Linked DNA regions of Homo sapiens: region 2 is linked to region 1. Evidence: read pairs that join two places in POLR2A ChIA-PET (ENCODE). Cell type or tissue: OCI-LY7. All regions are shown on one strand. Links, peaks and the distances in the headings refer to the core of each region. The heading gives the core; the rest is flanking DNA. Region 1 overlaps LOC105371870 (a long non-coding RNA gene). Region 2 overlaps PSMD12 (proteasome 26S subunit, non-ATPase 12).

Evidence for each region. Peaks named below come from ENCODE experiments on the same cell type or tissue, not always from the same donor. Only the 100,000 strongest peaks of a DNase experiment are listed, where the experiment ranks them.
Region 2: POLR2A ChIA-PET joins it to region 1 with 5 read pairs; 2 of 35 experiments call an interaction of 5 or more read pairs at or near these places.

Annotation. Positions count from the first base shown.
Region 1 is chr17:68,188,678-68,204,582 of GRCh38, forward strand. It overlaps LOC105371870 (a long non-coding RNA gene), which reads left to right. Exons shown (of 4, transcript XR_934937.4): 4 at 1-5,999. It also overlaps the pseudogene ARHGAP27P2. Among named protein-coding and RNA genes, the nearest start is that of AMZ2, 51 kb to the right of the region's middle. RefSeq lists silencers at 10,615-10,704, 10,735-10,874, 10,885-10,964 and an enhancer at 11,621-12,437. In OCI-LY7, for the core only: CTCF peaks have their summits at 12,288 (motif pointing left) and 12,487; DNase peaks (open chromatin) are centred at 11,251, 11,505, 12,274, 12,574 and 2 weaker places; H3K4me3 peaks cover 2,292 bases; H3K27ac peaks cover 2,488 bases.
Region 2 is chr17:67,330,510-67,346,035 of GRCh38, forward strand. PSMD12 (proteasome 26S subunit, non-ATPase 12) reads right to left here. Exons shown (of 11, transcript NM_002816.5): 8 at 15,236-15,348; 9 at 14,097-14,271; 10 at 11,677-11,754; 11 at 7,407-10,543. The coding sequence ends at 10,334. Among named protein-coding and RNA genes, the nearest start is that of PSMD12, 28 kb to the right of the region's middle. RefSeq lists an enhancer at 248-1,088. In OCI-LY7, for the core only: no CTCF peak of the experiment used is centred there; no DNase peak of the experiment used is centred there.

The sequences.
Region 1 (15,905 bases), core at 10,242-15,241:
AAGTGTTGAATTTGCAAGTTTATGCACATAATTCTGAGAATCCAGGCAGCTATTTCTCCTTTTGAATTGTTCTCTTGGCTAGGGGATAAGGGTGAGACACAATACACATTTGAATGTGTCACTGTGTAAGTTACCACTGCAATATCTTCTGTATGTTGAAAAACTGGTACTTATATGTACTAATACTATCTACCATGAAAAAAACAATTAAAAATTTAAAATATCATGTAAATTAAATAAAGTTCAAATACCACTAGCCAGAAAAAAATATTTTATATTATAGTCTGGGGTCAGAAGAGGAAAACCTTATGTAAAGTATCAAAATTAATTTTTATTTCAATTTAAATGCACCATCATATAACATAGTTTCATAACTGAAATTACATTTGTCAGAATTTGATCTTTTCATTATTAAAGAATTGAGGGAAAATTGATGGTTATAATATTGATATGCCATGTAAATAAACTTTTTTTGATTGTTATAGGAATGAATTGCTCAACTAATTGGCCAATGTCAACCACATATCTGTTTCCATGGAAACTGCAGCAATATTACTTCAAATAGTTTCATTTGTGAATGTGATAAACAATTTTCAGATAAAAAATGTATACATACATATACCATTTGTCCTGGATTTTTTTTTTTTTTTTTTTTTTTTTTTGTGAGACGGAGTCTAGCTCTATCACCCAGGCTGGAGTGCAGCGGCGCGATCCCGGCTCACTGCAAGCTCCACCTCCCGGGTTCCCGCCATTCTCCTGCCTGAGCCTCCCGGGTCGCTGGGATTACAAGTGCCCGCCGCTACACCCGGCTAATTTTTTATATTTTTAGTAGAGATGGGGTTTCACCTGTGTTAGCCAGGATGATCTCGATCTCCTGACCTCGTGGTCCACCCGCCTCGGCCTCCCAAAGTTCTGGGATTACAGACGTGAGCCACCGCGCCCGGCCTTGTCCTGGATTTTTTAACCAAGCACTATTATTTATAGTTGCGTTAAAATAAATAGGGATGGGTTTGATAAGTCACCACTTGGTGCTTTAAATTCTGCCATCATCTTTTCTAGGAGTGTAAGATATAGAGATACACATAAGCAGAAAATTTTTTTTAACATGAGGATAATATGATAATGTAACCAGTGATAACCTACCTCTCTTTTTCAATGCTTTCCAGATGCAAATTGTATTGTATCAATCATTCAAGGACAGCTTGTAGGACTTTGAAGACCCAAGCAGCCAAAAAATAGCTAATTCCTCCTTATTTCAGTTGGTATGAAGAGAAGGTTACTAATAATGCTGCTCTTCCAGCACAAGTCTTCTGGGCTGTCAGTGAGCTTGGTCAGTGGGAACCACAGGAAATTATGAGTTATGTTTGTTATATATGAGAGGAAAATTGAGGCTACCAGTCTTGTCACAGGGTTTATAGATAATTGCCTTGTGTGCCACCATGCCTGGATAATTTTTGTATTTTTAGTAGACAGGGGATTTCACCATGTTGGCCAGGCTGGTCTCAAGCTCCTGACCTCAGGTGATCTGCCTGCCTTGGCCTCCCAAAGTGCTGGGATTACAGGCGTGAGCCACCGCGCCCAGCACCCCATTAAATCTTATCACAAAGCCTCTTCAAACTTGGCTCCAATGGAGGGAATTGATACTTCAGCAATATTCTGTCTTCTACTCCATGAGCATAAACTGATGCTATCCTGAGCAAACTAGAATGATTACCCTATGAAGGTTCAGTAACTATAATAGGGGTATTTTTGGCATTAGTTTGAGACCTACAGCCTGTGCCAAAAGTGAACAGGAAGCATCACATTTAAAAGATGTATAAAATATGTCTATATCTATCCATTTGATATGGCTTGACTGTGTCACCACCCAAATCTTATTTGGAATTCCCACATGTTGTAGGAGGGAACCGGTAGGAGGTAATTGAATCATGGGGGCAAGTCTCCCGTGCTATTTTCATGATAGTGAATAAGTCTCACGATATCTGATGGTTTTAAAAAAAGGAGTTCCCCTGCACAAGCTCTCTGTGTTTGCCTACTGCCATCCATGTAAGACGTGACTTGCTCCTCCTTGCCTTCTAATACATCATCTATCTGGTTATTTCATACATATTTTCTAGCATTTTATTATTGGTTTCTTCAAAACTCTTCAGAAACTAATATATGTATATTTTCCACCATGATCAACTGTGCATATTAATATATATTATTTGGTATATGAATGTGGATTCATAATTGAGATTATGTTCCAATGAGTCATAGTAAAAGTACAGAAAATTAATATTTCTAATGCCTTATCAACCGATGATTATTATAAAATTAGCCTTTATGTCAAGTTCTCATTGCTCTTGAATTTCATTCCAAACAGAATTTTGGAATTCATATTATTTGGAATAGTATAGCTGTCATACCTAAATTAGTTTAATAACCCACATCTAATGCAAATTTACATTAAGATTTTACATAAATAATTATGGTGTAGAGTATGACAATCCTATTTCAAAACCACAGAGCCCTTAGAAAAACAAATTCTTGATTTTTCAGATATCTCAAATACTGTAAAATACAGTATAACTAAGAATAATTAGCCATGAGGTCAAACTTCAATTTCAAACATTATAAAAGTAAAATTAAGAGTTAAAATCTAAAACCACATGAAAATTTATTCTTCATTATAATCTCAAATTTGAAAACGTTATATAAGATTTATGCATTCATTAGAAAGTGATTTATTGTAATTTTATAAGATTTGCCAATTTTTAAAGGTGTATTTTTGATCAATGCAATTAAATGTTAAAATTATTATGCTATACATTATTAGTTCATGACACATTTTCAAATATGAATGTGATGTAGAAACAGGTGATTATCAGAAAATAAACTCTGTTTTTAGTTTAAGACTAAATTAAAGCTACCAAAAAGAAATTTAGTTTCAAGATAGGAAAGTTTATTTGTAAGGATGCTGGGATGTTTGAACCCAAGATGAGTGATGTTTAAAAGGTTTTGCAATGGCATTCAATGAATAAAAAATGTTTAGAGTTCAGTAACTTCAGTTACCATTTTGGACAGATAACAAGAGATCCAATCTGACTAGCAGAGAATAGTGTAAGACATTTAGAATAGTTAGCAGTTTAAATCAGAGGGTAGACAGATTATTTTCCAATGTAGAGTACATATTTCTCCATTTGCATAATCCTCACCAGTGGGTAGAATTTATGAAGAATAGAATTTGGTTCATGGAAAGAAAAGCAGGCAGGAACTAAATCAGATATAACTTTCTTCATATTTAATAACTGAAGTTTACTCCTATTTTGAGACTCAATTCTGATAGAAGTTGGAAAATTAATCTGTCAGTTTAACCCTATCTCTAACCCCCTGCCATGTAGAGAATTGAACTAGCCTTCGCTCTCATAAGTGGAATTTTAAAAAATAATGAGTTACATGAGCTGATAAGCACACATGCATAGTCAATGTTAAGGCTTAGCATTTATAAAATTTGGGATGATAATTTATGGCAAATGTTTAACACATTTAATAAGATAAATAGTTTTTAAGGCATTGAATAGGTAGGAGTTCATATGAGTTTACTCTGGGTTGCTATTACTTTTACATAGTCAAACTTTATTTTGTAGTATTTTTCTTCTTGATTCTCTAGTCACTATGATAATTATTAGTATGGATGGTGACTTTTATTTCCAAGCACAGCATAATCCACAATAACATAACATTTAAAAGCAAAGGCTCTGTATCGATTATTAACATGAACAATTTCCTTTGCTACCATACTCCATCCAGATAAAGAACTGAATGTTCCTCTGAACCTTCCAATTAATTTCCTCCATTGTGATGAATCCTCCATAGATTTATTGGCAAAACATTATTTCTAAGTGTTCTCCACCCTACTATAAATTGTCTCAAAATAGTTTGTGTCTACCAACAAGGTAGTATAGACTATAAACTTAATAAATAGTAATTATTGATAATTATGAGATACCAGGATGCTAATGAAACTTTATTGCTTGTATTGAGAAATGAGAGTATAAATTGAGTATAAAATGAAAAGACTTGAATGCTTAGTAAAGCATATAATGTAGCTAAAGTTATTAAACAGATATATGTATATGCCAATTTGAATGTCTTTTTATCGTTGTTCAATGTATAGAATACTTATTTTTTCCTTTTTTTAGTTGACACAGTAATTATACTTACAGGATACAGAGTGATATTTTGATATATCTATACAATATGTAAGGATCAAATCAGAGTAATTAACATATCCATCACTTTATCATTTCTTTGTGTTGTGAACATTCAGAATCCTCTCTTCTAGCTTTTTGAAAATATATAATAAATTACAGTTAACCATATTCACCTTGCAGTGTTGTAGAACACCATAAAACATTCCATCTAGCTATAATTTTGTATCCATTAACCAAACTGTCCCCATCCTCCTTTTCCCTACCCTTCCCAGCATCTTAATACTCACAATCCTACTCCCTACTTTCATGAGCTTAAATTTTACTTAGGTCTCACATTTGAGTGAGAACATACAGTATTTATCTTTCTGTGCCTGATCTTTTTCGCCTAATATAATGTCCTACAGGTTTATCCATGTTGCCAGGAAGGACAGAATTCCATTGTTTTTATGACCGAATAGTATTCCATTGTGTATATAGACCACATTTTCTTTATCCAAGCATCTCTTCATGGACATATAGGTTGATTCCATATCTTGACTATTAGGAATAATGCTATATAATAAGTATGGGGGTGTGGCTATCCCTTTGGTATACTAATTTCATGTCCTTTGGTTATTTTTAAATACTATTTAATATGCACCTTTCTTTTTATCAGAAAATACATGAAGTAGTAAATAAAATAATCTCATCTCTATTTTGGCTTTTGAGGAAGTGGCAAAAATATAGTTATAATTTGGAATTATTTGACTCCAATTATTTTGATCTTAAACTAATAAGTTGCTTTTCTGGTTTATTCATGAAAATGTCAATGAAATATTTAATAATGTGTATCTGTGTATTTATATAAGGCTCGTAATATCCTATAGCCCTTGAAAGCCAATATGGCTCACTTACTTTGCCATTTTTAAGTTGTCTTTTTATTAATGATTTGTAGAAAAACTATATGTCCTGGATAGAAGTCACTTGTCAGGTATGCATATAGTACAAATAATTTTTTTCTGTCTCTGGCTTTTTATTTTTTTGATATTTATTTACTTATTTAGAGACTTCGCTCTGTTGCCAGGCTGGAGAGCAGTGGCACCATCTCGGCTCACTGCAAGCTCTGCCTCCCATGTTGAAGCGATTCTCCTGCCTCAGCCTCCCGAGTAGCTGAGACTACAGGCATCTGCCACCATGCCCAGCTAATGTTTTTTGTTTTTGTTTTTGTATTTTTTGTATTTTTAGTAGAGACAGGGTTTCGCCATGTTGGCCAGGATGGTCTCAATCTCCTGACTTCATGATCTGCCCACCTCGGCCTCCCAAAGTGCTGGAATTACAGGCGTCAGCCACCGCGCCCGGCCACCTTTTTATTTTTTCCACGTATTTTGATGAGCAAAAGTTTACAATGTTAATACAATCAATTTATCATTCTAAAACACATTTTGTAGGTGTTGTGCCTTCTTTAGGAAACATTTGCATATTCCAAAGTCAGAAGTAATTTCTCCAATGCGTTCTTCTAGAAGACATACAGTTATTTAGCCCTCTGTTTAGGCTTATTATCCACTCAGTTAATTTTTGCATTTCATGGAAGGTTGGTTTATTTTTTTAATATATGGAAATATAGTTCGGCACCATGTGGCAACTCTTTCTTTTACCCATAGATTTGCTTGGCATCTTATCAAAAGTAAATTAAACATATATGTGTGTATGTCTAGTTCGGTAATCTCTATTCTATGCTATTGGTCTATTTTTCTTTCCTTAGCCAATACTAGTGTCTCCTGATAGTGTATATTTATATTAAAACTTGAGGTTCTGTAAAACAAATCCTCCAGTTTCTTAGTCTTTATGAAAATTGTCCTGACTATTCTAGATCCTTTGCGTATACATATAAATCTTAGAATTCACCTGTCAATTTATTTTAAAAATTCTACCAGAATTTTAATTCAGCCTCTTTTGATATTTGCCAAATATTTGCCAAGGAGTTACTTGCCAAAATATCTCTTTCCTTTCCTTTTACAGTTACACGTATGGTAGACTCAGAATTCTCCTACTGGTCACTGAGGCTCTGTTCATTTTAGTTCAACCATTTGTTAAACTTTTAAACCATTTTTTTAACTTATAAAGCAAAGAAATCATTTAATTTTCAAGTCAAGTTTCCTTGATTTGAGCTCAAATAATAGCTCAAATCAAATAGCTGATGGCGGGTGCCTGTAATCCCAGCTACTCAGGAAGCTGAGGCAGGAGAATCACTTGAACCCAGAGGTGGAGGTTGCAGTGAGCTGAGATTGTGCCACCGCACTCCAGCCTGGGCAACAGAGCGAGACTCCGTCTCAAAAAAAAAAAAAAAAAAAAAAAAGGCTGATATATGGTGTGCGCTAGGCATGTGGTAAGCACTGCTTAGTGGACCTCATTTAATCTTCCCAATAATCCAGTGAGGTGGGTGTTACTATCCCGTTGATAGGAAAGAAAGCTGAGCTGCAGAGATAAGGCAGAACTCCCAAGGCCTACCAGGCAGCAGAGTGGGGCATCATACATGCCTGACCCCACGCAAAGACCATCACTACTGCCAGCCGCTGCCTGGCTGTGTGCAGGTGGGGAGAGACCTAAAAGGTAGGGAGGGAGAGAAGATTCCTCCAGTCACTATTTTCTAAGCAGGTCAATGCTTAGACCAATGCTGAGTTCTGCTGTGTGCCCACCCTGGAGGGTCCCAAGGTGCCACCAGGTCTCAGACACACTGAGATTCTCAGAGTAAGTGTGGATTCAACGGGTGGGCAACGCCTAGCGGGGGCAAACATATAGAGATAAGGGAGTTCCAGAACGAGTGTGGCCAGATTCAGCTTCCCACCCAACCTTGGACCCCCAGGAGGTGGTGTCAAGAGGGGCCATGGCCTGGGGTGCGGGCGTCTCTTCCTCCCAGAACACTAGCCTGAATCAGCCAGCTCTGCGCACACACAGCCAGGTCCACAGGCACAACAATTTCCTGGGGCCCCTGAGGGCAGGGGGTCTGCTGGGGCTGGGGCTTGTGATGTGTGGAGTGAGCGCAGGCTCAGATCAGGGCAAGGCAGCTTGTCCAGAGAGGCAGATAATTCCCAAACAGAAGACCTCCAAGGCAGAGGGCCCTGGGGCTGGACTCCTGGCCTCCAGGAGGTTGTTCTGAGCTTACCCTGTGGACGGATTGGAGGGTGGCCCTCTTTCCCCACAAGGATCAAGAGGGACTGGGGGATGGTGGGAAGGCAATCTGGCCAGGAGAAGCTGCGGGGGAGACTCCCGCCATCCCCAGTCCCACCATCTCAGCCCCGCGGCCTCTTCCTCCCTGGAGACAGCCAGGTGTGGCCCAGGATCCCGGGAAGTGCAGCAGGGGAGGGGGTGGCGTCTTCGCTCCTCAGGCGCTGGCCCGGCGCCAGGAAGCCAGTGCGCCGGGGATTGTCTCTGTCAACTGCAGCCCAGACCCAGTCCGGGAAGTTCTGCCAGGCGCTCTCCGCCGGTGCCTCCCTGGTTATACTGTTATACAGGAAACCTGGCAGCGCGGGAGCCGCGCGGTCGAGGAGGGAGCGCGGAACGCCGAGCCCACGCGCGCCTGCCGGGGCAAGTGGAGGCGAGGCCGGCGAGCGGACGCCCCGAGCTGCCCGGGCAGGCAGGGTCGGGAGTGAGGCGCCGAGCGGGGGTTGAGGTGGGAAGTGGGGTTAGGGGTGGGGGTAGGGGGTGGGGAAGGGGACAGGGTGGGGGAGGAAAGGGTGCGGCAGGTGGCTGGTCCGCACCTGGGAGCTCCGCGCGCCTGCTCCCCTTAGTTCCGCGCTGGGGCAGGATCTGCGCGGGCCGCATCCCACGCGAAGGAGAAGGTAGGCGAAGGGCTGCCCTCCATTGGGCTGGAGGGCAGCAGGGAGGCCCCCAACGCCCACCCAGGCGTTGACGCCTCTGTATCTTGCGTCGCCTGGGCGGTGGACGCAGGAGACCTCCTGGCGACTGGTGCGCTCCTGCGCTCCAGGGATCCTCCCGGCACCCCGCCCCCCCCACCAATCTCTCTCCTTCTCTGTGTGCCCCCAGGTCGGGGAAGGAGCCGTGGCCGGGTCCCCTTCTTATCCAGCCCGAGACACCGCGCCTGGTGGGCGTCCCTGCGCTGGGAATCCCGCTCGGAGTTTTTCCAAGCCCGGCCGGGCTGTGCGGGGAAAGGCCCTGGTGAGGGAGGCGGGCCCGGAGCTGGCGGTCTGCAGTCCGGTTGGAAGTGCTCGCAGTGGGGGATTCAGGGTGCAAATGATCTCCCCGCGAGCGGGAACGCCCGGACAAGACAACCAGCCCCAGCCCAGCATTCCCAGAGCCGCGTGCGGGAGGGACGCAGGGACGCAGGGACAGCAAATCCCCAGGTGAGGGGAGAAGGGGGAAGGCCGGGCAGGGGCGGCCCCACCCTCCTTGGGTTCTGCTAGCGATCAGCCAGCACCCCTTCAGACGCAGCCCTCCCGGCTCCAGGCCCCGGCCTTCTGCTTCGGGCCTTGTCTTCCCCATGCCCCCAAGGTCCCCAGCAGAGGCCTTCTGGCCCCTCCTCGCCCCGCCCAGACACAGCTGCTTTGGGTATCGGTGACAGCACTCCTGAGTGTCCCTGTCCCTCTTAGCTCCCGTTGCCAGCTCCGGTTCCGTGCAGCCTCTCCGGCTTCGCCCCTGGAAGCCACGCCCAGGGCGATGGTCGGGGCCTAACCTGCCGGCTCGGCCCCCCCCGGCCCTTGGGCTCCCTGAGGCCCGCCCAGCCGACGTGAGTGCGCTGCGGGGTCCATGGGGAAGGGGCGCCGGGGCAGTGTCCTCCTTGGGGTTTGTTGGTCCAGCTCTGGGCAGCTCGATGACCCCGCCTCCGGGACCCAGTGTGCTTAGTGACTCAGTTTACACTTTTTCCTCGTCGAGGAACGCTTGAGAAAGTGGCGAAGGAGCCCTACGGGGGGCCTGGTTGGACCCTGCTCCTTCAGTCCCTCAGCCTCGGCAAGCGGCGGTCTCCTGGCCCCTGGTCCGGGTCACCTTAGGAGGCAGGAGGAGATGTGGTCAGTGTGGGAGCTTGGAGGGGCCATGCACTTCCGGAGAAGACCACCGACTCGTGGCTTTGGTGGAGGGGTGCAGGCAGATTTAGTTAGGCTCTCCCCCATCCCTGACACACTGGAGCCGGGGCGGGAGCGGGGCTTGTGACCACTCCGGAGAGCTTTGGGGGCCCCTGCTCTGGGACTCCGCACGGATAGTCACTGTCTCAGAGTGCATTCTCCAGGGGCCACTCTCGTGGAGGCATCCGGGGGGTCCCAGGGCAGGTGGGCAGCCTTTTTCGGGGGGGGTGCGGTGTGAGAGCCGGAGAGCAGGGGGCGGGGCGGGCCCGGCTGGGGCTCACGTCTGCGTTGAAGCCTCTGGGGAAGGAGAGAGAAACCAAGAGAACCGGTTCCCCCGCCTTGACAGCGGAGGCCCTCACACCGAGGCCCTTGGACTAAACCGGGCAGGGACAGCCCGCAGGTAAAGCTGTTCTCCGGGGCGTCTGCAGAGCCCGCATCCCAACCCTGACCCAGGGGCCGGGGCGCAGGCTCCTGGAGGGAGGCGGTGCTACGGGACTCTGCGGATTCTCTGCGGGCGGGAGGCGTCCAGGCGGGACAGGGCCCGGGGAGCGGCTGGCAATGGGCTGCTCTTCCCACTTGACTGATGGAAAACTAAGGCTCAGTCACCTGAGTAAGCGTGGTGTCGACCTCAGAGCGGGCAATCACCCCTCGTTTTAAAACCAAAGTTTCCCTCGCAGTCGATTTGGACCAAGACTACCCACAATCTCCCCACCGCAGGACTGAAGCGAGGCTGAAATCTTAGAATCAACCCCACGGAATGAAGAGGTTGTCGTAATTCCAGCACTGAGTGTAAGAATGGAAGCCTTACATGTGATTTTATTCAAGTCCCCATTTTAGAAATGGAAAAACTCAGGCCCGAAGGCGAACGGCGAATGCAGCATCGGGACTCGAACCCAAGTCTGTCCCCGAGTGCGGGGCTATTCCAGGCTCGGTGGTCTTGACCTCCACGGCCCTCCTCCTTGTTGCCTGCAGAAAAACGCCGCGGCCACGATGCCGGCGTATGTGGAGGGGGATGTCTACCTGGTGGTGGAGCACCCCTTCGAGTATACCCGCAAGGACTGGCGCCGCGTGGCCATCTGGCCCAATGAGCGCTACTGGCTGCTGCGGCGCAGCACGGAGCACTGGTGGCACGTGCGGCGCGAGCCTGGCGGCCACCCCTTCTACCTGCCCGCGCAGTACGTGCGCGAGCTGCCTGCGCTGGGCAAATGACCTCCCCGCGAACGGGAACGCCCGGACGAGACAACCTGCCACTGCCGCGCCGCCAGGTCCCCCCAACAGTCCCCTCGGCCCCCGAGCCGCTCACCTACGACTACCGGCTTGTGAGCGCGGCGGCGGCAGCGGGCCCCGACAGCACCCCCGCGGAGCCCCGAGGCCGCGCCAGCTCCCTGTGCGGCCCTTCGCAACGCGGCGCCGCGACCCAGCGCAGCAGCCTGGCGCCCGGCCTGCCCGCCTGCCTGTACTTGCGGCCTGCGCAGTCCCTGGACTACCTGGCGCGCGCCGCCGTCTCGCCTCCCGCCGGCCACCTCGGAAGGAGCGGCAGCTTCAAGGCTGCAGTGTGGCGGGTTCCTGGATGTGCCCGCGGCCCCTGGCGCGCAGCGACTCAGAGACCGTCTACGAGGCCATCCAGGATGTGCACGGCCCGCCGCGGGAGGAGAGCGGGGAACAGGGGTGGCGCGCTGGGGACCGCGCCCGCACGGAGCCGGGGCGCGAGGAGACCTGCTCCGCTCAGCGTCGGGCACGATGCCCACCTCTGTCTGAAGACTTGGAATGAGCTCCCTCTCCCCAACCGCGAAACGGGAGCGGTGCAAGCCCCTAGTCCCTCATCTGCGATTCCCAAGCTCCAAAGCTGCCTGGAAGCCCAGAAGTTTTTCGTAATCCAATTGGTGGCAAAATTGCGCTTGAACTGATGTGAGGCTGTTGATGGTCTTTATTTGTCAAACTTGTGTGAATATTCATGTTTTGCTGCAGAAATGCAAATGAGCTCGATGACCGGCTGCTGCCCCAAGCCCTGCTGGGAGGTTATGTGACCTACAGCAGGTGTGTGCCCCATAGTCTCTTTCCAAGTCCCAGCTGTTCTGTATTCCGAAGCGCATCTGGGCACGGAACGGGGGATTGCGGGCTTGCCGCCGGCTCAACAGCCTTGCCAGTCTCCCAGGAGCCTGGGGTCAGATGAGAGGGTGGATGTGAAACTCAGGCGTCTGCTTCCCTTTGAGGGTGCTTCCAACATTTCAGATGGGTTTGTTTGGGTGCTTCCAACATTGATGGGTTTGTTTCAGAAAGGCGTCCGGTTATGGTGAGGTTGTTTTTTTTCTCTCTTCAGAATCCGGTTGTGTTAATCAGGGAAATCGAAAATAAAGCACGTTTTAAAAACACGCTTACATCCTCAGAACACTCTGGGCGACCCTGACATTTTGAACTTTAGGAACTTTTCAAGGAGGGGCAGCCCGAGTGGGAAAAAGAGATGCTCAGAACCGTTCTTTCATCTGCCACCAGCTGTGTGATGATCTAGGGGCAGTTCCCTTCCTCTCTCAGGGTCTCGGTTTGTTCTTTAGCCCAAAGGGAGGGGATGGACAGATGACCGCTGAACCTTGGGAGCCTCTGATTTCTTTCGCTGTGCCTGATGTCATTACCATGAACACTGATGCCCACCATGTGCCAGGACTGAGTCCGGGATGCCCAAACGAAGAGACACGCCTCCGTAGGCCCGCTGCTGGATGTTCCCTCCGCTCGACTCGTTACAATGCAGAGCTCAGGTTTCGAGACTAGGGAAAGGGCAACTGGACTCTGCTGGGTCACCTGCCAGTTGCTGACAGCCACTTAACTTACACGCGAGGACGCTCCCCCAGGCCCAGCGTCCTCTGGTGTAAGCACAATACCTAAGGATTAGGGTTGTGAGCCCTAAACGAGGTAAGGCTTCTAAGCACTTGGCAGCAGCAGGGGGTCCACCCAGACTGTCCGGGTCGTCCTGGTTTGGCTTCCTTAGGACTGTGCCGCTTTCACTCGAGCTCCTGCAGCGGCAGCCCGCCGCCTTGTGGCCAGGGTGGAAAACGGCACCCGGCGGACAGGGCAGGAGACCACGGCTGTTTCCTGTTTCGCGCCCCTGCCAGCCAGCAGGCAGCTTCTCTGGGATGGATGGCTGGATGCCAGCGCTCTTCCCCCGCAGCGCCCCTCCGTTTCCTGCCCAGGCTCCCGGTGGCGCACTTCCCGGCCTCTCCACATTCTCTGTCCTGTAGGAGGGTTCCTGCCCGTCTGAGCGGAGCCCCTGGAGGTGGGGGAATGGCCTTATTCTTTGAACCTCGCATCCGGCCCAGGGTCTGGCTCAGACAGAGTGCACAGAGTGTGTGCTGAGGAGGGCGCAGGTGCGGCAGCCCCTTACCTATGAGCCAGGCCTCTGTAGGTCTGCCCAAGGGCCACCACCAGGCCCCAGGACCAAAGAGGAAGGAGACTGCCCAGGTCCTGACATCTCCTGAGAAGACAGATGACCCTGGCTGCCAGGGCGCCTGCCAGGTGGCCCCTCTGCCCATCCTTCCTCCAGCTCCCAGCAGGTTCCCAGTTGCAGTGGCATATGGGGGGAGGGGCACAGGTGATGAGGGCAGGGGACTTACCCGGGGGGAACTAGGACATTGGCCAGAGACAGGCTGCTCCTTGGCCCCACTTGTGGCCCTAATTCACTGTGTGACCTCCACAAGTCACTTTGCATCTCTGGTCCTGTTTCCTACCCTGTGCAATGTGCTGTTGCACTCCAGCCTGGATGACAGAGCAAGATTCTCTCTCTTAAAAAAAAAATCTTAATTCAGTTCTAATTCACTTCTCGAGGAGAGTCATGTATCTGGTAACCTTGGCATTGTTGCATGTAAGAGAAAACCAGAAAGGAAGTGATAGAGGCTTCCAAAACACTGTCACATAAATGAGCTATTAATTGAATTTTTACAACTGGCTAATGAGCTTTAGTATTTAGAATCACCGAATTCTATAGAGATGAACTGCTCTTTTAAAAGATCATGTGTTTTTAAACTCATGTTCAATGAGCCGATTATTTCATGAGGGTGCCAGGTGACATAGTGAAGACCACATATGCACAGAGTGATAGAACGCTGGCAGGTCCCAAGCCCTTTTCTGTGATTCTTCTCTTACCTCACCACTATCCTGCTCTTGACAGGATTATGGTTTCTTTGCACTCTCTTCCCTTTCTTCAGCCAGACCTTTCTGGAAGAAATCATTCATTTAAATTAAAAATAGATATATTTTTTATATCTATTTTCTCTCACCAGTATCCTGCTCTTGAAAGGCTTATGGTTTCTTTGCACTCTCTTCCCTTCAGCCAGATCTTTCTGGAAGAAATCATTCATTTAAATAAAAAATAGATATACCTTGCTAGGTCCTTCGGATATTTAGGTTCAAGTGAAAAAGAAGGTAAAGAATAGGAAAATGCCTTTAAGGCCAGGTGCTGTGGCTCACACCTGTGATGGGATGCCAAGGCAGGCGAGGATCAATTGAGCCCAGGAGTTCAAGAAACAGCCTGGGCAACATGGCAAATCCCCATCTCTACAAAAAATGCAAAAATTAGCCAGACAGATTGGTACACACCTGTATTCCCAGTTACTCAGGAGGCTGATGAGGGAGGATCGCTTGAGCCCAGGAGTTCAAGGCTGCAGTGAGCTGAGATCAACCCACTGTGCTCCAGCCTGGGTGACAGAGCAAGACCCTGTCTCAAAAAAACAAACAAACAAAAAAGCCTTTAAGGCCCAAGAAAATTCATCTAGACAGTAGTTCTGTTTTGGGAGGCTTGATTTTTTTTAATTACTATGGGAAATTTAAAACTACACAAATACGAAGAGAATAATGAACTCCCAAGCAACCATCATTCAGCTGTGACAATTATCAAAGTTTATCACTTTTTTTTTTTTGAGATGGACTTTTGCTCTGTCACCCAGGCTAGAGTGCAGTGGCATGGTCTCAGCTGACTGCAACCTCCACCTTTTGGGTTCAAGCAAGTCTCCTGCCTCAGCCTCCCAAATAGCTGGGATTACAAGTACCTGCCACCACGCCCAGCTAATTTTTGTATTTTTAATAGACACAGGGTTTCGCCATGTTGGCCAGGCTGGTCTCGAACTCCTGACCTCAAGTGATCTGCCTGCCTTGGCCTCCCAAAGTGCTGGGATTACAGGCGTTGAGTCACTGCTCCCAGCCAAATTTATCACTCTTGGTTCAGTTGTCACTGACCACTTTTTGAAATCCTATAGTGTTTTAAAACAAATCCCAGAAATCACGTTTCACCAGAAGTTCAGTATGTATCTCTATGTAGACATTTTTTCCATAACCATCATGTCATTATCACACTCAATAAATTAACTGTAATTAACAAATTAATCATCTGATTCTCAGTCCATATTCCACTTGCCCTAGTTTTCTTAGAGATACCTTTTTACTGTTAGCAGTAAACCAGGTCCAAACAAGGCCACACATTGCACTTCATTATTTTTCTTCAGTCTTTTTATTCTGTTATATAAACTTCAAGGAGTCCAAGAACCATTGAAATAGATTACAAAAGTTTATATACATACTTTTTTCCTTGGTAGAGGATCACAGTATTTATCCATTTCTAATAGGGTTTTGTGACACAAAGTATGTTAGAAGCCACTGATGTGGACTTTCTGGAATCATCAAATTGTGATAATTCTTCATACATGAAGTTTTATTATTTTTTGTATGTGTGTGAGACTGGCTGGAGTGCAGTGGCACGATCTCAGCTCCCTGAAACCTCTGCCTCCCAGGTTCAGGCAATTCTCCTGCCTCAGCCTCCCAAGCAGCTGGGACTACAGGCTCGTGCCACCATGCCCAGCTAATTTTTGTATTTTTAGTAGACAGGATTTCACCATGTTGTCTAGGCTAATCTCAAACTCCTGGGCTCAAGTGATCTGCCCACCTGGCCTCCTAAAGTGCTGGGATTACAGGCCTGAGCCACCGTGCCTGGCTATCCTCTTCAAACAAAATATGGGCATTTCCATTGGCCTAGGTCTTCATCTTGCCTACTTTATTGACTTACATTACTTACCTGGTCCTTGGAGACATATACACATTTGTCACCCTTAGTGCTCAACCAAATTGTATTGAATGCATTTATTTGGCAATTAGTTCTTGTATTTTAATTTTCATTTCACATATGTGTTCCATTTTCCTAACTAGATTGAAATAAGCCATTTGATATACAGAATCCTGTTAGGCATTTTTCTTTCTTTTCTTAAAATTTTGAAACAGGGTCTTGCTCTGTTACCCAGGCTGGAGTTCAGTGGTGCAATCACAGTTCACTGCAACATCCACCTCCCAGGTTCAAGCAGTCCTCCCACCTCAGCCTCTCGGGTAGCTGGGACCACAGGTGCACACCACCATGCCCAGCTAATTTTTTCAAAATTTTTCTAGAGACGAGGTCCTGCTATGTTGCTCAGGCTGGTCTTGAACTCCTGACCTCAAGCTATCATCCGGCCTTGGCCTCTCAAAGGACTGGGATTGCAGGTGTGAGCTACCACGCCCAGCCAACTATTTTTCTTTAAATTACTTTTCGGTTGTCACTTCTCTCAATAAATATTAATATGTACCTTTCTTTTATCTGAAGAGCTGACCTCAACCACTCAGGGTTGAGTCGCTGTGATAA
Region 2 (15,526 bases), core at 10,527-15,526, 860 kb before region 1:
AGGCTGGAGTGCAGTGGCACAATCTCGGCTCACTGCAACCTCCACCTCCTGGGTTCAAGCAATTCTCCTGCCTTAGCCTCCTGAGTAGCTGGGATTACAGGTGCATGCCACCACACCCAGCTAATTTTTGTATTTTTAGTAGAGACAGAGTTTCACCAGGTTGGCCAGGCTCATCTCAAATTCCTGACCTCAAGCGATCAGCCTGCCTCGGCCTCCCAAAATACTGGGATTACAGGTGTGAGCCACCACACCCAGCCTAAACCTCTTTCTTTTGTAAATTTCGTAGTCTCAGGCATGTCTTTATCAGCAGCGTGAAAACAGAGTAATACAGCAAATTGGTACCAGTAGAGTCAGGTGCTGCTGAAAAGACACCCAAAAATGTGGAAGCGCCTTTGGAACTGGTAACAGGCAGAGGGTAAGGATATGTTTCTACCCCTGTTGTGGTTTATGTTTCACACAGTTTGGAGGGCTCAGAAGAAGACAGGAACATGTGGGAAAGTCTGGAACTTCCTAGAGACTTGTTGAATGGCTTTGACAAAAATGCTGATAGTGATATGAACAATAAGGTCCAGGCCGAGGTGGTCTCAGATGGAGATGGGGAACTGGATCAAAGGTGACTCTTGTTGTATTTTAACAAAGCGACTGGTGGCATTTTGCCCTTGCCCTAGAAATTTGTGGAACTTTGAGCTTGAGAGAGATGATTTAGGGCATCTGGTGGAAGAAATTTCTAAGCAGCAAAGCATTCAAGAGATGACTGTTAAAGGCGTTCAGTTTTAAAAGGGAAACACGGCATAAAAGTTTGGAAAATTCACAGCCTGATAATGCAAGAGAGAAGAAAATCCCATTTTCTGAAGAAATTCAAGCTGGCTGCAGAAATTTGCATGAGTAACAAGGAAGTGAGTGTTAAGAGCATGTCAGAGACCTTTGCAACAGCCCCTCCCATCACAGGCCCTGAGGCCTAGGAGTAAAAATGGTTTCGTGGGCCAGACCCAGGGTCCCTCTGCTGGGTGCAGTCTAGAAGCTTGGTGCCCTGCATCCCAGCTGCTCCAGCCATCATGAAAAGGGGCCAAGGTACAGCTAGGGCTGTTGCTTCAGACGCTGCAAGCCCCAAGCCTTGGTAGCTTCCATGTGGTGTTGAGCCTGTGGGTGCACAGAAGTCAAGAATTGAGGTTTGGGAATCTCTGCCTAGATTGCAGACGATGTATGTAAATGCCTGGGTATCCAGGCGGAAGTTTGCTGCAGGGGCAGGGCCCTCATGGAGAACTTCTGCTAGGGCAATGCAGCAGGAAAATGTGGGGTCAGAGTCCCCACACAGAGTCCCTACTGGGGCATGGCCTAGTGGGGCTGTGAGAAGTGGGCCACTGTCCTCCAGATCCCAGAATGGTAAATCCACTGACAGCTTGCACCGTGCACCTGGAAAAGCCACAGACAATGCCAGCCCATGAAAGCAGCCAGGAGGGGGGCTATACCCTGCAAAGCCGCAAGGGCAGAGCTTCCCAAGGCCATGGGAGGCCACCTCTTGCATCAGCGTGACCTGGATGTGAGAGATGGAGTCAAAGGAGATCATTCTGGAGCTTTAAGATTTGACCATCCCGTTGGATTTTGGACTTGCATGGGTCTGTAGCCCCTTTGTTGTGGCCAGTTTCTCCCATTTGGAATGGCTGTATTTATCCAATATCTGTACCCCCATTGTATCTAGGAAGTAACTGACTTGGTTTTGATTTTACAGGCTCATAGGTGGAAGGGACTTGCCTTGTCTCAGATGAGACTTTGGACCGTGGACTTTTGAGTTAATGATGAAATGAGCTGAGACTTTGGGGGACTGTTGGAAAGGCATGAATGGTTTTGAAATGTGAAGATATGAGATTTGGGAGGGGTCAGAGATGGAATGACATGGTTTGGCTCTGTGTCCCCACCCAAATCTCATCTTGTAGCTCCCATAATTCCCAAGTGTTGAGGGAGGAACCTGGTGGGAGATGACTGAATCATGGGGGTAGGTCTTTCTGGTGCTATTCTCGTGATAGTGAATGGGTCTCACGAGATCTGATGGTTTCAAAAATGGGAGTCTCGGCTGGGCGCGGTGGCTCATGCCTGTAATCCCAGCACTTTGGGAGGCCAAGGCGGGTGGATCATGAGGTCAGGAGTTTGAGACCAGTCTGACCAACATGTTGAAACCCAGTCTCTACTAAAAACACAAAAATTAGCTGGGCGTGGTGGAGCACGTCTGTAATGCCAGCTACTCAGGAGGCTGAGGCAGGAGAATTACTTGAACCTGGGAGGCAGAGGTTGCAGTGAGCTGAGATCGTGCCACTGCACTCCAGCCTGGGTGACAGAGTGAGACTCCATCTCAAAAAATAATAGTAATAATAATAATGGGAGTCTTTCTGCACAAGCCCTCTCTTTGCCTGCCACCGTTCACATAAGATGTGACTTGCTCCTCCTTGCCTTCCACCATGATTGTGAGGACTCCCTAGCCACATGCAACTGTGAGTCCAGTTAAACCTCTTTCTTTGGTAAATTGCCCAGTCTCAGATATGTCTTTATCAGCAGCGTGAAAATGGACTAATAATATACCTTTCATCAGTCATCCTAGTTCACCAGCAGTTTTAACAACTGCACCCCTACTATATGCTGGGGGCTGTACATGCTCCACCTATTACCAGTGATGGGGTTCTCACTGCCAGCTGGCCAGTTGGTAAGCTGGCTATGAAATCCAGTTTTTTGAGTCAGCTTTCTCAGACCACTTCCAGCACCAACTATCATAGGGACCTAGCTTCCATAGACCAGCTTCCCCCAAAAGCTGACTCTGAAATGGATATTTGCACAGAGAGCTTATTGAGGCTTGCTTGGGAGATCAGCTCCCATAAGCAAGTGAAGGAAGGAGGATTGGGAAGAGGGAGGAGTTGAACCACAATATGGTTGTAACAGAGGCCTCAGTCAATCTTGCGGGAATTCTCCAGAGCTAAAATGGCCCTTCAGAGTTGTCCCAAATTGTAGCAAGAGGACCAGGACTTCATATTCTTATATCAATTTGTCATTGGAAGGGAGGTAGCTCTCTTCAGCTGAAGGTGATCACGGGGAGTGGAGGAAGCGGGTGAGGACACACTCAGCTATGGGTCATTAACACTCTCAGGACTGTTTTTCAGTCTTGAAGGAGACTAGCTGGGTGGCAGACCACAGTGTTCACTAAATAAAATGAAAGAAATATGGGAAAGTGGTAGAATATCTCCTTCCAGTGAGTTAGAAGTATCTGAGGGGCGGAGAGTGGAAGAACTACAAAGGGAAGCTGAGTCCTATTTCTTAAACAGGGCATTTCAGACTGTTATTAAACTGTTCTTCATGTTGGAAAACTTGAAGAAACCAATGTAATCTTGGAAGCTACAATTTGGGAAATGTTTTAGAGACTTTGAGTGTTTACTTTCATTTAATTAAATTATTTTAAGAGACAGTCTTGCCCTGTTCTCCAGGCTGGAGTACAGTGGTGCGATTGTGGCAGGCCAGGTCTCACTAACGCAGGCCTCTGTAACAACTGTTTCAGCACTGACTGAGTGGTGAAGTTCAATATTAAAAGCTGAGAGAGCCAACGCCCTTCTACAAAGGCTGGAACATAATAAAAGCCCATCAAGAGTTTTGCCCAGGCCCTTCCTAGGCCTTAAAGCATGACAAGATAACGCAGAAATTCTTAACAGTACCCGTTTAGAATTAAACAAGCTTTATTCGGGGGGTGGGGGGGCGGGAGGGGGGCGCTGAAGAAACTCCCCAGACCTCCACAAACAAGTTTATTGGGGCATCTGAAGAAATTCCCCAAACCTCCGTGATTTAGCAGGAGACAAGATAAGGGTAGTCACCCCAGCACGTGGACCCATTTAGATTAAGTAAATTTACTGAGGCTCCAGAAGGTCTTCAGGACTTAGATCTTAGTTAATGATTAGAAGTTAATCACTTATGGCCAGGCGCAGTGGCTCACGCCTGTAATCCCAGCACTTTGGGAGGCCGAGGTGGGCGGATCATGAGGTCAGGAAATCAAGATCATCCTGGCTAACACCGTGAAACCCCGTCTGTAGTAAAAAAAAAAACAAAAAAACAAAAAAAACAAAAAAAAAACAAGAAATTAGCAGGGCATGGTGGCAGGTGCCTGTAGTCCCAGCTACTCGGGAGGCTGAGGCAGGAGAATGGCGTGAACCCGGAAGGCGGAGTTTGCAGTGAGCCGAAATCACGCCACTGCACTCCAGCCTAGAGTGAGACTCCGTCTCAAAAAAAAAAAAAAAAAAAAGTTAATCACTTATGTCTTTAGATGAATGCTACTTACACGTAGACACAGCTTAGAAGGTATATATAAGCTCTGGAAAACTCTGTAATTTTGAGTTGGTCTGGCGATATTTTCCAGACCTTTACCCTGTACCCTGTTACAGAAATAAACTGCCTTCTTTCCCAATTCATTTACATCTCGTTACTGGGCCGTGAGAATAAGCAGCCCCACCTGTGGTTTGGTCTGGGAACACAATCACAGCTCACTGTAGCCTCCACCTCCTGGGCTCAAGTGATTCTGCCACCTGGGCCTTTTGTGTAGCTAGGATCACAGGTACGTACCATTATGCTAGGCTAATCTGAGCTATAGCAAATTGTTTTTTCCCTCCCAGCCATTTTAAATTTTTTTGTAGAGATGGGGATCTCACTATCTTGGCAAGGCTCATCTTGAACTCTTGGCCTCAAGGGATCCTCCTGCTTTGGCCTCCCAAAGTGTTGAAATTACAGGTGTGAGCCACCATGCCCAGTCTATTTTTTACGGTGGATATACTCTTGGGAAAAAACTTTTCAGAGTAATGTAAGGTTGGACATGAAGATAGAAACAAAATTCCAGCAGGGTGTGATAATGAAGGGTTGAAAAAGATTAAGCAATTCAACAAGCACTTAAGTTTCTACTATGTAACAAATGATGGATTACAAAGATAAACATGGTCCCTAATTTAGTAAGAATAGCAAGATAATGAAACTTGGAAACTTCAAAGAAATGTCATTCAGTTCTTTCCATATACTAAATACTAAGCTCCAGGCTGTGTGCAGTGGTTCATGCCTGTAATACCAGCGCTTTGGGAGGCTGACGTGGGAGGATCCCTTGAGGCCAGGAGTTTGAGACCAGCCTAGGTAATATAGTGAGACCCTGTCTCTACACTCGCTCTGTCTCCCAGGCTGGAGTGCAGCGGCACAATCATGACTCACTGCAGCCTCAACCTCCCAGGTTCAAGCAATCCTCCTGACTCAGCCTCCCAAGTAGCTGGGATTACAGGTATGAACCACCACATTCAGCCTCTACAAAAAACTTAAAAAATTAGCCAGACATGGTGGCACACGCCTATACTCCCAGCTACTGGGGAGGCTGAGATGGGAGGATTACTTGAGCCCAGGAGTTCAAGGCTGCAGTAAGCACTCCAGCCTGGGTGAGAATGAGACCCTGTCTCAAAAGCAAAAAAAAAAAAAAAAAAAAAAAAAAGCCAGGCGTGGTGGCTCACGCCTGTAATCCCAGTACTTTGGGAGGCCGAGGTGGGTAGATCACTTGAGGTCAGGAGTTCAAGACCAGCTTGACCAACCTGGTGAAATCCCGTCTCTACTAAAAATACAAAATTAGCCGAGCATGGGGGCTCACACCTATAATCCCAGCTACTCAGGAGGCTGAGGCAGGAGAATCATTTGAACCCCGGAGGCAGAGGTTGCAGTGAGCCGAGATCGTGCCATTGCACCCCAGCCTGGGTGACGAGAGGAACTCCGTCTCAAAAAAAAAAAAAAAAAAAAAAAAGGGCCGGGCGCGGTGGCTCACGCCTGTAATCCCAGCACTTTGGGAGGCTGAGGCAGGTGGATCACGAGGTCAGGAGATGGAGGCCATTCTGACTAACACATGGTTAAACCCCGTCTCTACTAAAAATACAAAAAAATTAATCGGGCGTGGTGGCGGGCACCTGTGGTCCCAGCTACTCGGAAGGCTGAGGCAGGAGAATGGCGTGAACCTGGGAGGCGGAGCTTGCAGTGAGCCGAGGTTGCGCCACCGCACTCCAGCCTGGGCAACAGAGCGAGACTCCGTCTCAAAAAATAAAAACAATAAAAAATAAAAAAAAATAAAGCTCTAAGTTAGGAAAATTGTTTAATATCCTCTCAAAAATGCCAAGACCATTTCTCTGCATCACAGAAGGCAGTATGGAAGCAGACTTTCAAACCACTAAACTCCTAAAACAACGGGCTCCGGATGAGCATCTCGCTGTAGCTTTACCGCCACATGTACCTTAACTGATATCCATGTTTTTTTCCCCTAAACATCTAAAACACCAACACATTTCAGTTCTTTTCTAGTCCTTACTACCCATGTTGTCAAGAAGAGTGGTTCTCAAAGTGCGGTCCATGGACCAGTAGTTCGGGTACTGAGAACTTGTTAGAAATTAAAATTCGTGGGCCCCGCTCCATCCCGACTGAGTGTGAATCTGGGGGTGGAGCCCAGCATCTGTGTGTAACAAGCCCCGCGCATATTCTGATGGGCCTTGAGATGAAGAACCACTTGTCAGGTGCCCAATAAAGCACGGCCTAAGCCACCAACCCCAAATCGGGAGTTTAGGAGGGGCAAAGTCCGTCAGCTGGCTTTCGAAACATGTGCAAGGTGTTTTGTCACCGCTTAAAAGGCAGGTTCAGATTCATCCAAAGGATTTGAAAACTTGGTCCACACAAAAACCTGCACACAGATGTTTAGTTTTATTTGTAATTGCCAAAATGTATAAGCAAGGTGTCCCTCAGGAGCTGAATGGATAAACTGTGGTACAACCAGACAATGGAATATTACTCAGCACTAAAGAGAAATAAGCTATCAAGCCATGAAAAGATGTGGAGGAAATGGAAATGCGTATTACTAAGTGAAAGAAGCCGATCTAAAAAAAAAGGCTACCTACTGTGATTCCAACTATATGACATTCTGAAAAAGGGAAAAACTATGGAAACCGTAGACTCACAATTGTCAGGGGATTTGCAGGAAGATATGAACTGGCAGAGAACTGTGGGGCGGTGAAGTATTATGGTAGTATAATGGTGGATACATGCCATTATACATTTGTCCAAACACACAGAATGTACAAGAATGAACCGTAAACTACGGACTTTGGGTGATAATGGTGTCAAAACAGGTTCATTAGCTGTAAAAAATGTGCCACTCTGTGGGGGATGTTGACAATGAGGGAGGTGTGAGAGCAAGGAGGATATGGGAAATTTCTGTACCTTCCACTTACTTTTGCTGTGAATCTAAAATTGCTCTAAAAATATAATAAAGTCTTAAAAGACAAAACAAAAAAGTAGGTTTAGAGAGAGATGATTTGGGGTAAAAATGAAAATTATGGCTTTTTGTTTCAGACAATGAGAACTGAAAAGAGAAGTGATCTTTTAAAGTATGAGTTTATTCTCCAGGTTTTCTTAAATACCCACAAATTAGTGTTTTTATTGCTGCTATATCCAAGAGCTGAAAACAATTTAAAATATGTACTTTTATCACATTTAACACTTACAAGAGAGAAAATGGAACTGTTTGAATTTTAAAGATGTTTTTCAGATTCAGTAACATATGGAAATTGAGGATAATCATAGAAACAGCTATTGAACTCTAAAATAAAAAAATTATATGGAAATAAAAGGTATTTCATTTGAAAAATGGCTCATCACCTCTCCTGCTGGTTAATACACTAATGACAATGAAATGGAATCAAGTGTTATCTTCTCCACATTTAAAACAAAGTGCTTCTTCTCCTGATTGCCAGCTTTAGGTCTGAAATGTAAAACAGGATTAATTGAGGTTCCGAACAACTCAAATATTTCACTATTGTACTTTATGCTAATGAATTATTTTGTAATACTAAGAAAATAAATTGGTAAATACCTCATATATTTGCTGGATTAATGTTTGACAGGAAAAAACACGAAATGGATGAACAGCTGATCGAGTCGAGTGCAATTTGGTCACTGGGACACAGTTACAAATAGCACTGAATCATAATACACAAAGAGCCTAGTGTGTGTTAAAGAAAGACGAAAGAGGAGTTGGGTGCAGTGGCTCATGCCTGTAATCCCAGCACTTTGGGCAGCCAAGGCGGGTGGATCACCTGAGGTCAGGAGTTTGAGACCAGCCCGGCCAACATGATGAAACCATCTCTACTAAAAACACAAAAATTAGCTAGGTGTGGTGGCAGGCGCCTATAATCCCAGCTACTTGGGAGGTTGAGGCAGGAGAACTGCTTGAATATGGGAGGCAAAGGTTGCAGTGAGCCGAGATCGTGACACTGCAATCCAGCCTGGGCAACAAGAGTGAAACTCCGTCTCAAAAAATATGAAAAAAATAAAGAGGAGGAACACTTGCAATCTCTATAGCAACCTATTTGGCCAAATAGTCCAGGTTTGACAAGCCCACAGGTAATGAGTCTCTAGAAAGATGAAGTTATTGAGAAGCTAGTTTCAAATTAGCTCCAATTTTATTTACATGTTAACAATACACAATTTTATCTTCTATCCTTTTCATTCAAAGGAAAATTAAAACCATACTCTGTTAGTGTGAACTTCTGTTTCTGAACTTTCCAGTTTTGTTTTTTTTTTTTTGAGACGGAGTCTCACTCTGTCACCCAGGCTGGAGTGCAATGGTGTGATCTTGGCTCACTGCAACCTCCGCCTCCTGGCTTCAAGGAATTCTCCCACCTCAGCCTCCCAAGTAACTGGGACTACAGGCACACGCCACCACGCCCGGCAAATTTTTGTATTTTTTTTAGTAGAGACAGGGTTTTGCCATGTTGGCCAGGCTAGTCTCGAAATCCTGACCTTAGATGATCCACCCGCCTTGGCCTCCCAAAGTGCTGGGATCCACTGCACCCGGCCTTTTTTGGTTAGTTTTAAAAAGATAAGTGATAGCAGATGTTGATGTTATTAGTGTGACCAATGCATTGAATTTCCAAAGAATAAAATCAGATTACTTCAGTACTGTATGTCATTATTCACAATGACTCACAGGATAAATATGACAGATATCCCACAACTGTCTTCAGTCCTGGGATCATAAAATAGGACAATTGATAATCTTCCATTAAGTGGAAAATTAATTAGGAGAAATGCCATTTCTAGAATGCTGTTTTTCTTTTTCTCTTCATTTGAATTTTTTTAAAGTAGACCTCACACTTTCTTTATTTAAGTATCATTTTAAATAACCTTCTAACATTGTTTTTTCTATTTTCTCTGAAATAAATCAAATTAAACTTGCAAAATTCGTTCACACCAATTCATCTCAGGTGTTTCTTTGACAGCAAGCTACTTTTAATTCCGTGAAAATATTTTAATACTACACCACTTACTATGAGGGTGGCCTGACGTCTTTTTGCCATTTTTTTAAAGCATTAAAAAAAATTAGGTTATCCAGTGTTCATATAATGGAACTAAAAGTTCCTACAGAGATAATGAATTTGGAACAATAATGATGTAATCAGACTTACAAGTTAAAGCCACAAATAAGCCTTATAAAAACAACTTTATGTTAAATTTAAACCCATATAAAGAAAGGGGAGAGGAAGAAGAGCAAAAAAAAAAAAAAAAAAAAAGTAGTCACTATCCCTATAGAGCGGACTTAACACCCAATAAACTGTGTCAATTATGTCAGCTGATTCTGTTGAACAACTGATCAAGTGAGAGGATGAGGGCTGAAAGCAATCAAGCTACTGTGATTGGAACCAGCCGGACTCAAAAAAAAAAAAAAAAAAGTCTACAGTTTACCAGCATACACACTCAGTCTAGACTTTCCGCCACAATATCAAAGTACAAATTCTTCACAAATCACAACTCTATCCCAAATGTTCTTGTATGCTCTATGTTGCTTTTCTATTCTACTAAATGACTGATAGCTTTACAATGAGATTTGTTTTATTTAAAAAACACTTGCCAAATCACTACCCCACAAAATGTTGAGAATCAGAGGTAACTGTAGAAAGGAAATATGTATATACTGCTTTTATTATTGGAATATGTTTGTTAGTTGAATGAAAACAAACAGTAGCTAAAAAGGTTTCAAATGATAGAAAAACATATCTGGGTAAGTTATGACACAACTTTTTGTGTATTCAGACGACAGAAATCTGTATTTTTGCACCAATTGCAAATGCAAAGTTAACAATGAACTTGGGGAACTGAAAGGTCAAAGGGAGTCTCAAACATATTCACTATTTTAAAATTTAAGACAAAGAAGCTTAGAAAAAAAACCCCAACATATACACCATTATAACAGTCTTTTTTTAATGACTTCCAATTTTAACTTTTTTCTAAAGCACTAAGACCCTTATTGTAGATTATGTATCATCTCCTCTTTGGCTATGAGATGCGTAGTTTTGTTAACCAGAGACATTAATGAGTTCAGTTTCTGAGACCAGTCATTTAATAAATTATTTGGATCCTTGGGTCTCTGGAAGTTGATAATTCCTGCTAATCTGTCTACTTTAGCAAAGATGGTCTTGTTAACTACTAGATTTGAGAGAAAGGCTTCGGACTCCTGCAAGAGAGAAAGATAAATTGGATTAAGACAGGATAAATTACAGACAATAAACAAAACTTCAGAAAAGCATTTTCTGAACTCTTCATCCAAGAATATGCAGGGGAATTCATTCTTAAGAGTTAGTAACACTCAGCTGGGTGTGGTGGCTCACACCTGTAATCCCAGCACTTTGGGAGGCTGAATTGGGTGAATCACTTGAGGTCAGGAGTTCAAGACCAGCCTGAGCAACATGGTGAAACCCCATCTCTACTAAAAATACCAAAATTAGCCAGGCATGGTGGCACACGCCTGTAGTCCCAGCTACTCAGGAGGCTGAGGCAGGAGAATCGCCTGAACCCTGGGAGGTAGAGGTTGAAGTGAGCTGAGATCGCACCAATGCACTCCCACCTGGGCGACAAGGTGAGACTCTGCCTCAAAAAAAAAAAAAAAAAAAAAAAAAGAGTTAGCAACTGCTGACTTCCTATAATAAGTACTTATTTTACTGATAGTCTAGGGAATGAATAGAATCTGAGTAGACTCAGTCAGGGGTGAGTTTGAATCTGCCTCCTTGCAAGCTCAATACTGCTGGTATCCATGCCAACGGCAAGTTGGTCTACTCCCTTTTCTACAAAGTTTCCCCTTAAAAGGCAGTATGGTACAGTTAATTTGTTTCCAGAAATGCTGGGTTAGAATATATGCTCTGCTACTTGGCAAGTATGTACCACGGACAAGACACTTGACTTCTAAGGACTCTGGTACTCTCATTCATAAGTGACAAGAGCTGACAAGCTGATCAAGGAACAAACCTTCCAACTCTAATGTTCCATGAGTCTTACCACCTAAACTGTCACAGATCCTTCTGGGGACAGAAATGGCTTTCAGGCCATTACTACACACTTGGGTTAACTCCTCTTTGTGTGCTATGCATTTTGTCAACATAGAAACATGGACCTAAAGACAACACTGTTCCAACAAGACCTAGGATCACTTGATACTTAAGTTAGTTTTTGGTACTCAAGATTGCTTGGGAAACTATTACTCTATTACCTAAACATAAAATTAAATCATAACATTGATTTTCTTACTCAATTTTTACAAGTCAACATTCAAAAGGAATGCCTACAAATAACTCAAAGTTGATTACTACTTACATCAACAGATAGATCCAGAAGCTGTGCCATCCTTTTCATTGTTATCCGAGTATAATACTTGGCCATTATTCTAATATTCTGGGGAGAGGATAGAGAGCAGGGAGAACACGTAACATTTGTCAGTAAGTCTAAAAGTCCATTTATTTTCATATCCAAGTAAGTTTACTTAAAATGTTAGACTCAGAGCTTTTATTTTTCTACAGTCCATCACTGGAGCAAAGCTAGTTCTAAGTTTCAATAACAAAACTAAATACTTAGATATTTTGGTTTCTGTAGTTATTCTGAATTACTATGAATATTCTACACAGCTCTTTAAATATATAGTCAAAATATATGCCTGTCTTAACTAGTGGTTAAAAATTATAATTGTACTGAAATATTTTTGCTGAGTGCAAGAATCTAAAGTTAAGATTTTCTAATTATAACACAAATGTTTTAAAGGCTAAAATCTAAAAAATGATTGGAGATCGATCGGGTGCAGGGACTCACACCTGTAATCCCAGCACTTTGGGAGGCTGAGGCAAGAAGACTGTTTGAGGCCAGGAGACCAAGACCAGCCTGGGAACACAGCAAGACCCCATCCCCACAAAAAATTTAAAAATTAGCTGAATATGGTGGTGCATGCCTATAGTCCTAGCTACCTAGGAAGCTGAGGGGGGAGAATTCTTTGAACCCGAGAATTCAAGGTTACAGTGTGCTATGACTGTGCCACTGTACTCCAGTCTGGATGACAGAGCTACACTGACTCTCTTTCAAAAAAAAAAAAAAAAAGATTAGACATCATTTCAAATACTCATCACTTTACCATTATTCCAATGACTTAAAGATAGCTTCAAATTAAATTTCCTAATTTCAACTGGCGATGGTGCTGAAGTTAAGACACAGAGACTCCCCTTTACTGTTCTTATTGGTAGTATTATTAACAATAGCACTCAAAAAAAGGTGGGGGAACAGTGGGGAGAAAAATGAACTCAATCTTTGAAGAAGCTACATCTTCTCCCATCTCTATCAGGGCTGATGGCAACACCAACACATCAGAAAGCACGAGAAGCATTCTTCTCTGTGCTTTTATCCTTTAAATCTAACCTTTTCCTTCATGCTTTAAGTCTAATCAATGGCTGCATTCTATTGATTTCCTTCCTTAAAACAATCCCATTCCAAGCAGTCTTTAATCCGTTGGCTACTGCCTTATTTAAAATCCATGTATCTCTCACCTTACTAGTCTTCTCTAGTCTCCTATCTCTCCAAATGCATTCTCCACACTCACTCTCAGAGGGACTTGGTGCGCAGGCTGCCCTCCCTTGTTCCTGTCTGCCCGATAACCTCACACTCCTCTTACAAACCTCACCTCAATCATCGATTCATCCGACCTGATCATTTCTCCATGTAGAACTACCAAAGTTTCCCATAAGCCTCCCTCTGCTCTCTAGATACTTGTACTACAATATCTGATACTCTTTTTATTTATAAGTACGTCTTTCCCTATAATTTTTAATCTTATTAAAGGTAGAGTAATGGGTAATGTCTGTTTTTTTTGAGACGGCGTCTTGCTCTGTCACCCAGGCTGGAGTGCATTGGTGTGATCTCCGTTCACTGAAACCTCTGCCTCCTGGGTTCAAGCAGTTCTCCTGCCTCAGCTTCCTGAGTAGCTGGGATTACAGGTGTGCGCCACCACGCCCGGCTAATTTTTGTATTTTTAGTGGAGATGGGGTTTCACCATGTTGGCCAGGCTTGTCTCGAACTCCTGACCTCAGGTGATCTGCCCACCTCAGCCTCCCAAAGTGCTGGGATCACAGGTGTGAGCCACCACGCCCGGCCTAGGGAGGGTACTGTCTTATTCTCCTGTGTGCCCTGGTGCTTTGTAAAGTGTCTGGCACACAGAAGGCTCACAATAAAGTTTGTTACATGAAGGAGTGAATGGCAACATAATACAACATAACGGCAGTGATACTAAAAAGATCAAAGTTCAGGTTTAAGACATGTTACCTGCTTCCAAGACTAGTGAATATTAAGAGAGAAACACCCTCCTGCCCCCATTCTTCGGAAATTCTGTCTGGTTTATATACTATAAATTTTGGATTCTTAAGAGGTTCTCTCACAATGAAGCAAGCTAAAATATAGCTATCTTTTCTGAAAAGCCAAAAATAGGGAAAAAACCCAAGATGAGTGAGATACATTCCAATATGCTTTGGGAAATGCAGAGTAAACATCTGAACACCAAATGTGCATCACTACTACAGTGGGCATAGAAAAAAAATATCCTAAGTGAAGAATTAAACACATAACATCCTAAATGAACATTTGGTTATCAAATGTGACAAATGAAATAGTTTATGCTCAAAATTGCCAAAATTTAATTCTAAAAAGTAAATTCACTAAAGGTTAAAATAAAAATTGTCATCTCTATGACAGATTCTTACATGTTCAACAACTCTGTTCTTCAAGTCTTTCCACCTTTTTTCACCTTCCTCTGTAGAACCAAAAACATCCGTTGCAGGACTCTCAAGGGAACCTTTTCTTAATTCCATTCCATAGTCCTCAACAAGTGTGGACCAACGCATCAACTCCATTGTGGTAAAAAGCTTTAAAAGATCCCTGAAAATTGTATACATCTTAATATTCCAAATCTGTAAAAATTAAGTATTAACTAATATAATAGCAAAGTTCAAAAAATTCAGCAAAGACTGTTTTCGTTAAATTTTATTTAGTAGAATGAGACACCATATGATTATTGTGTATTTTACCAACTTTATTACCATTTTTCCCACAGTAGTTCAGAATACAGCATTCTCCCACTTAACACTCTGCTCTCTTCTGCACTGTCAATTTCTGAAATAACTGAATGTAAATGTACTCATGAAACAAACAGAAATAAGAGCCTGTTGTGTTTATGATGAAGCAAGTCTATTTTATATAATAGATTTTCACAAGTATGTATTTCTGAAAATCACAAAGCTCTAAACTACTAATGATGAAACTCTATCAAATAATTAATCAAAAGCTGCAAATGTAGACCTGATATGAAACTTCCACTTGATAAGCAATTTAGAAGAAAGTATGTTATAATCTCATTTACTGCTGATGCAATGCTAAAAAAAAATTCCACCACGTTATCCTCTCTAGTTTTATTCTCTAGTATACGCTATCAGTAACCAATTAAGAAGTACACACTTAGGCCAGGCGCAGTGGCTCAAGCCTGTAATCCCAGCACTTTGGGTGGCCGAGGTGGGCGGATCACCTGGGGTCAGGAATTCGAGACCAGCCTGGCCAACATGGTGAAACCCTGTCTCTACTAAAAATACAAAAATTAGCTCGGCATGGTAGCGGGTGCCTGTAATCCCGGCTACTCGGAAGGTTGAGGCAGAAGAATCACTTGAACCCAGGAGGCAGAAGTTGCAGTGAGCTGAGATTACACCATTACACTCCAGTGTGGGCAACAATAGTAAAACTCCATCTCAAAAAAAGAAGTATACACAGAAGTATACACTTAGGTTAGCCAATTTTCTTTCAAAATGGTGTTTCGACTGAGATATATCATGCTAATTTCAAAAGTACTTACTTGTATTTGGGAATTTCTTCTAACTTCTTGTCACCACTTATTCGGTGAACCAAATCTGACTGTTCATTGTCAAAAGGAGCCAGGATAACATAGAGTACAACACTCTTCAGAGCCTAAAAGAGTTGTACAACAAGTTATATGCAAGACTGGACATAATGGAAACTTTGACAAAAACTGAACAATCATGGAATAACTATATATCCATTTCAAATTTTAAAGTCTTGGCCGGGCGCAGTGGCTCACGTCTGTAATCCCAGCACTTTGGGAGGCCAAGGTGGGCAGATCTCCTGA